Regions from separate parts of the Homo sapiens genome. Here region 2 is linked to region 1. Evidence: chromatin contacts called from ENCODE Hi-C data. All regions are on one chromosome and are shown on one strand. Each heading gives the region's core, a stretch centred on a gene start or an enhancer-like site at or near the end of the contact. The rest is flanking DNA. Distances are from core to core; before and after follow the strand shown.

What was found. A loop is a pair of places that touch in the nucleus more often than their neighbours do.
Region 2: a map with no recorded cell type shows a loop between it and region 1 (3-fold over the local background). The contact joins two enhancer-like sites. A Hi-C loop is called at or near these places in 2 of 37 single-sample maps with no recorded cell type.

Annotation. Positions count from the first base shown.
Region 1 is chr2:73,684,143-73,687,209 of GRCh38, forward strand. It overlaps the pseudogene ALMS1P1. Among named protein-coding and RNA genes, the nearest start is that of NAT8, 43 kb to the left of the region's middle. Within about 2 kb of position 1,788, at least 2 of the 41 ENCODE cell types and tissues checked have a DNase peak (open chromatin) inside an H3K27ac peak, as active enhancers do.
Region 2 is chr2:74,098,203-74,101,388 of GRCh38, forward strand. TET3 (tet methylcytosine dioxygenase 3) reads left to right here. Exons shown (of 12, transcript NM_001287491.2): 11 at 1,074-1,410; 12 at 2,191-3,186. Among named protein-coding and RNA genes, the nearest start is that of BOLA3, 48 kb to the right of the region's middle. RefSeq lists an enhancer at 1,248-1,747. Within about 2 kb of position 1,734, at least 4 of the 41 ENCODE cell types and tissues checked have a DNase peak (open chromatin) inside an H3K27ac peak, as active enhancers do.

The sequences.
Region 1 (3,067 bases), core at 538-3,037:
CTCAGCAGCACAGGGAGGTGTCTGACCCATCTGTGTGTGTGTGTCTATGTGGTGGGGATGGGGACCATAGCTTGGCATCCTGCCCTCTCACCCTGGCAGTTCATTGTCTCAAGCTGACTTTCTTGGGTGTTTTCATGGCTTCTTCTGAGGCCTCCCTCTGGAATATTGGATCGTAACTCCAGCAATGCAAGCAATAGGTTTTCCTCCAGCTTCTGGTCCTCCTCCTCCTCCTCCTCCTCCCCAAACCTGGTTTCTAGCAGTCACTCCACTGAGACTCAGAGTCTTCTTGGCCCAGTGCCAGCCTCTTGCATGTCCCAAACCTTGTCCTCAGGAAACACTTATGCATCCTATGCTGGGGTGAACTCTTAAGAGTGCAGGATCACCTCATGGCCACAGCCTAGCTAGGCCCTGAAACCCACACTCTGGGTTTGTCAGACGTGAGTCAGCCCCAGGCCACTGAACCTCTCCCACTGCAGGGAATCCCTGTCAAGTGGTGAAAGCCAGCATCTAGACCTGGAGTCACAGGCACCTGTAGCATAACTCCTCCTGAAATGGAGGTTTTTCTTTAGAGATTGGTCCATATCCCTTATCCCTGGACTTCTGAGAAGGGTGGACAACCTGTGGACTGGACTTGAGTCTGGAATTTAGAGAAGTGTCCATAGTAGGGCTGCCAGATGAGGCAAACACAAATACAGGATGCCCAATTAAATTTGAATTTCAGATAAATGATTTTTAATGTTTGATTCTGTCCCATGCTAAAAATTGCCCACTGTTTATGATAAGTTTAAATTTATTGGTCCATTCTGTACTTTATCAAGGACACACGCAGGAGGAACAGTAGCACAAAGGCTTCCCGGTGCCTTGTGGGTGAAAGAAAGGCTTCCAGGGAAAGGAGAGAAACACCCAGGGATCCCGGTGACGTCGGGAAGCAGCACCCAGACCATGTAAGGACACCGCCTGCAGGGGGAGACTCAAGGCCTGGGAAGGTTTTCTAATCTGTGCCTTGAGTCGGGTGGGGGGATTTTCTGGGAAAGGAAAACCAGACACAGTAGGACAAATATTGTATAGTTTCACTTATATGAAATTGTCAGAATAGGCAAGTTCGTAGAGACAGAATGTAGAACAGGGCTTTCCGGGGGCTGGAGGAGAAGACAAGGAGTTCTTGCCTAGTGGGTACAGAGTTTCTGTTTGAAATGATGAAAAACTTCTGGAAATAGATTGTGGTGACAGTTACACACCATTGTGAACATAATTAGTACCACTGAACTGTACACGTTAAAATGGTTAGTTGTATGTTTTATGTATTTTGCCATAATAAAAACTAGGGGGAAAAAAAGGAAGGGGAGATTGTCTCAGGCTGGCTGACTTTCCCTGCATGTACGCACATCTTCACATGTGCACACATGTAAAACAAAAATGAAGCAAAAAAAGAAATTCTAATTTAACCAGTAAGCAATATGTAAAAGGAAATCTGAATGTCATTACAATTTTACCAGGTTCAGAATAAAATACCATCCTTCAAAATGAACAAATTACTTATTAGCCGAAGAAAGGTGAAAGGAAGTTTGGAATTAACAGTCTAGATTTTCTCACTGATTGGTCCAAGTCACTGACCTCTAAAATTATCTTAGATCATGCCCTCCCTCCTTCCTACTTTCTGGAAAACAATCAGTCTCCTACCCTATGCTTGCCCAAAGAGTTTCCCATACAAATCACAAATCTGCACTTGCCATTCCCTGGAAGCCCTTACATTCCCAAGGCCTGGCCTCATCCACTGCCACTGCCCATGGCCCCAGTCCAGGCAAAGCAATCACTCCCTCTCCCTCTCTGTCATTCCTTTCTTTTCCTTTCACTCTCTTTCTACCCTCCTCTTCCCCACTCTCTGTTTCCTCTCTCTCTCTCTATCTCTCTCTCCCCACCATCTCCTCTCTCTGTCTCCCCCCGCCTTCTCTCTCTGTCTCTGTCTCTCTGTTTCTCTGTGTCTCTCTCTCTGTCTCTCTCTTTGTCTCTCTCTCTGTCTCTCTCTCACACACACACACACACACACACACGCACACACACACACAGCCAGCAACATTCTACCTCTGCCAGAGTTCCAGGTTGAATAGGTGTGGACTTTGACTTTCAGATTCCTCTGGCAAGTGTCAACATCAGTCCTGTTGCTCCCTGGCAGAGGAGGACTTGGAGTCACCTTGGCCAAGAAGCTGTCTGGAGGTCACAGTGGCACCGCCCATCGGCCCCTTGGCTGAGGCTAGATGAGGGCAGATTCAGCACAGCAGCAACTCTCCCCATAAAAAAAATCCCTCAGTGTCTTAGTTCTCTGACCCTTGTACTCCTTGTGAGTTTTAGAGCCACATGAACTCTTCTTTTTTCCCAATGCTTGGAGACAAAATTTACATAACCTACAGTTAGCCATTTTCAAGTGTACAGTTCCCTGCCATTTGGTACATTCACAGTGTTTTGCAAGCAACACCCATATCAAGCCCCAAAACATTTTCATTACCCAGGAAGGAAACCTGTCGTCATGGAACCGTCACTCCTCACATCCCCTTCCCCTCAAACCCTGGCAACCCCAAACCGTTCTTGACAGCCTCCTTTGGCATTTCTTCATTTTGGTGTCAGATCTCACAGCAGAATTTCTTACCTATTATATCCAGTGCCTCAGTGCGAAGTTCCAGTTTAACTTCCTGTTACCTCGAGCCCACTATCTTGCCCCAATAATACCCTCCCCCAATTCACAAACACAGACGCATTCCCTCCTACAGCTTTGGGCCTCCTATCTGAGTCCTTCAGGAAAGAAGAGCTTGTAACTCCCTTAGCAGTGAGTGTAGACTTGGTCCAAGGAAGATGAGCACCAGTCAGGGCAGCTGGCCCCTCCTCTCTCCCTGGTCTTCAGCAAATCAGCACTGCCCATCGATGCCCAGGCAATGGGAGCGTCGACCAGCAGAGGACACACCTGAATTTCTCTGCCTCATGGGAGGGCGGCCACTGTGTTGCATTTAGGAAGAAGCTGTGCAAGATTCATACTGTTTTGCTAATGTTAATCTTGTGGGCATAATAAACGTCG
Region 2 (3,186 bases), core at 484-2,983, 410 kb after region 1:
GAATCTTACAAAATTTAGCTAAAAGGGTATTTCAAAAAGTATTGTTTATGGTATAAAAAAATTGGAAACAAGTTGAAATATTTGATAATGAGATTAACACATTGATACAGTAGAATAATATTACACAGCTCTAATCATATTGGGGGAGAATATTTAATGCACAGGAAAATATTTATACTATGTTAAGAAAAAAATGAAGCTATTATGTGACCATATGCATAATACCCCCTTTAATTAGCAAAAAGTAATTGTGTACTTGTGTATGTACACAATTAGGTGACCGTGATATTTAAAGTGATTACTTCTGGGTGGTGGGATGGGAGATTTTGTTTCCTTTTTGCTTGCCTAAATTTTCTATAATCAGCACATAGAGTTTATAATAAAAAGGAAACTCTTTTTTTTTTTTTTTGAGACGGAGTTTCACTCTTGTTGCCCAGGCTGGAGTGTAGTGGCATGATCTTGGCTCACTGCAACCTCCATCTCTGGGTTCAAGCAATTCTCCTGTCTCAGCCTCCCAAGTAGCTGGGATTACAGGCGCATGCCACCACGCCAGGCTAATTTTTATATTTTTGGTAGAGACAGGGTTTCATCATATTGATCAGGCTAGTCTCGACCTCCTGACCTCAGGTGATCCACCCGCCTTGGCCTCCCAAAAGGAAACGTATTTTAAGAGCAAAAGGAGGCTGAGTGTTTAGAACAAGGAAGATAATGGTGGACGGTCTGAGCTTCACTGGGCAACGTGGTGCTGTGGCGTCAGTGCTATGCCAGAGGGCAGAGCAAGCCTCCAGGTCCTGGCCAGGCCCCTTGCCAGGTATCTCATCTCCTCTCAGCCTTCTTAGGATCATAGGAGATAATGTGCCTTGAAAGTTGATGAGTGGACTGTAAATGCTGGTGATACTGTTGCCCCGTGAACCAAGATCAATGTGCTTTCCACAAACTCTTGGAAGTAGTAGTGGCTGGTATTGGGATTGTGTGGGGAAAGATGAGGTCATGTGTTTTGGGTGCTCAGACCCCTCTCTCCCAGCACTCGGTCCCCCAACCCCATGTCCTCTCTCCCCCACTGCTTGGGGCAGGTCTGCACCCTGACCAAGGAAGACAATCGCTGCGTGGGCAAGATTCCCGAGGATGAGCAGCTGCATGTTCTCCCCCTGTACAAGATGGCCAACACGGATGAGTTTGGTAGCGAGGAGAACCAGAATGCAAAGGTGGGCAGCGGAGCCATCCAGGTGCTCACCGCCTTCCCCCGCGAGGTCCGACGCCTGCCCGAGCCTGCCAAGTCCTGCCGCCAGCGGCAGCTGGAAGCCAGAAAGGCAGCAGCCGAGAAGAAGAAGATTCAGAAGGAGAAGCTGAGCACTCCGGAGAAGATCAAGCAGGAGGCCCTGGAGCTGGCGGGCATTACGTCGGACCCAGGTGTGTGGGGGGAGGGTGCCCGCTTGGAGTCACAATGGCACTGTCCTCATGGGGGCCCCTGCTCTTCCACGCACCCTCCTGCATCACACTGGAACTGGGGCCTCTGCTTAATTGTCAGTCAGAAGGGTATCTGCAGCAGCCACAGCCAGCCTGATAGGAGGCCGTGGGGATGCAAGTACAGCAGGACTTGTTATCTGCGTGGAAGTGAGCTTGGTAGAGGGGAAGCACTGGGTTTCTCCTCTAGTTTGCATCCCTCAGAGAATCAGAGGCTCCCCTCTGAGCTCTAGTTTGCTCCCCTCTGAGATACTGAGGTGAGTAGCAGCACTTCAGGACATGTGGGTGTGTGCCAGGGCAGCAGGGCTTATGGGCGGAGACGGTTGCTGGCAGGCATCTGAGTTCTCATTCTCCTGGCCCTGGTCCCTGCAGTGATCCCGACTGGGCTGGGCACAGAGTGGGTGGTGGTGGTTCAGTACAACTTCTGGAGTTCTCTAGGGTGAAGAGAGGAGTCGGTGGGGGTACTGTGGACCCCGCATGAGGTGCTTCTCAGCAGGGATCGCCTCCTCCCACCCCCAGTGGGGCTGGGGCTGGGGCCTGTGCTGAGCAGGGCCCAGGGAGTACGACCCGTTCTGGGCTGGACATGCCTCAGCACCTCACCTGCCTGTCCCAAAAGAGGAAACATCCCTGGGAAAGAGGGAGGGTCCATCCCCAGTCCCCGACCCAGGGCCTCTCCAGGCTGTGGTGTTGTCTGCCCCTCTGCCATCTTGCCTTCTGTTTCCCCAGGCCTGTCTCTGAAGGGTGGATTGTCCCAGCAAGGCCTGAAGCCCTCCCTCAAGGTGGAGCCGCAGAACCACTTCAGCTCCTTCAAGTACAGCGGCAACGCGGTGGTGGAGAGCTACTCGGTGCTGGGCAACTGCCGGCCCTCCGACCCTTACAGCATGAACAGCGTGTACTCCTACCACTCCTACTATGCACAGCCCAGCCTGACCTCCGTCAATGGCTTCCACTCCAAGTACGCTCTCCCGTCTTTTAGCTACTATGGCTTTCCATCCAGCAACCCCGTCTTCCCCTCTCAGTTCCTGGGTCCTGGTGCCTGGGGGCACAGTGGCAGCAGTGGCAGTTTTGAGAAGAAGCCAGACCTCCACGCTCTGCACAACAGCCTGAGCCCGGCCTACGGTGGTGCTGAGTTTGCCGAGCTGCCCAGCCAGGCTGTTCCCACAGACGCCCACCACCCCACTCCTCACCACCAGCAGCCTGCGTACCCAGGCCCCAAGGAGTATCTGCTTCCCAAGGCCCCCCTACTCCACTCAGTGTCCAGGGACCCCTCCCCCTTTGCCCAGAGCTCCAACTGCTACAACAGATCCATCAAGCAAGAGCCAGTAGACCCGCTGACCCAGGCTGAGCCTGTGCCCAGAGACGCTGGCAAGATGGGCAAGACACCTCTGTCCGAGGTGTCTCAGAATGGAGGACCCAGTCACCTTTGGGGACAGTACTCAGGAGGCCCAAGCATGTCCCCCAAGAGGACTAACGGTGTGGGTGGCAGCTGGGGTGTGTTCTCGTCTGGGGAGAGTCCTGCCATCGTCCCTGACAAGCTCAGTTCCTTTGGGGCCAGCTGCCTGGCCCCTTCCCACTTCACAGATGGCCAGTGGGGGCTGTTCCCCGGTGAGGGGCAGCAGGCAGCTTCCCACTCTGGAGGACGGCTGCGAGGCAAACCGTGGAGCCCCTGCAAGTTTGGGAACAGCACCTCGGCCTTGGCTGGGCCCAGCCTGACTGAGAAGC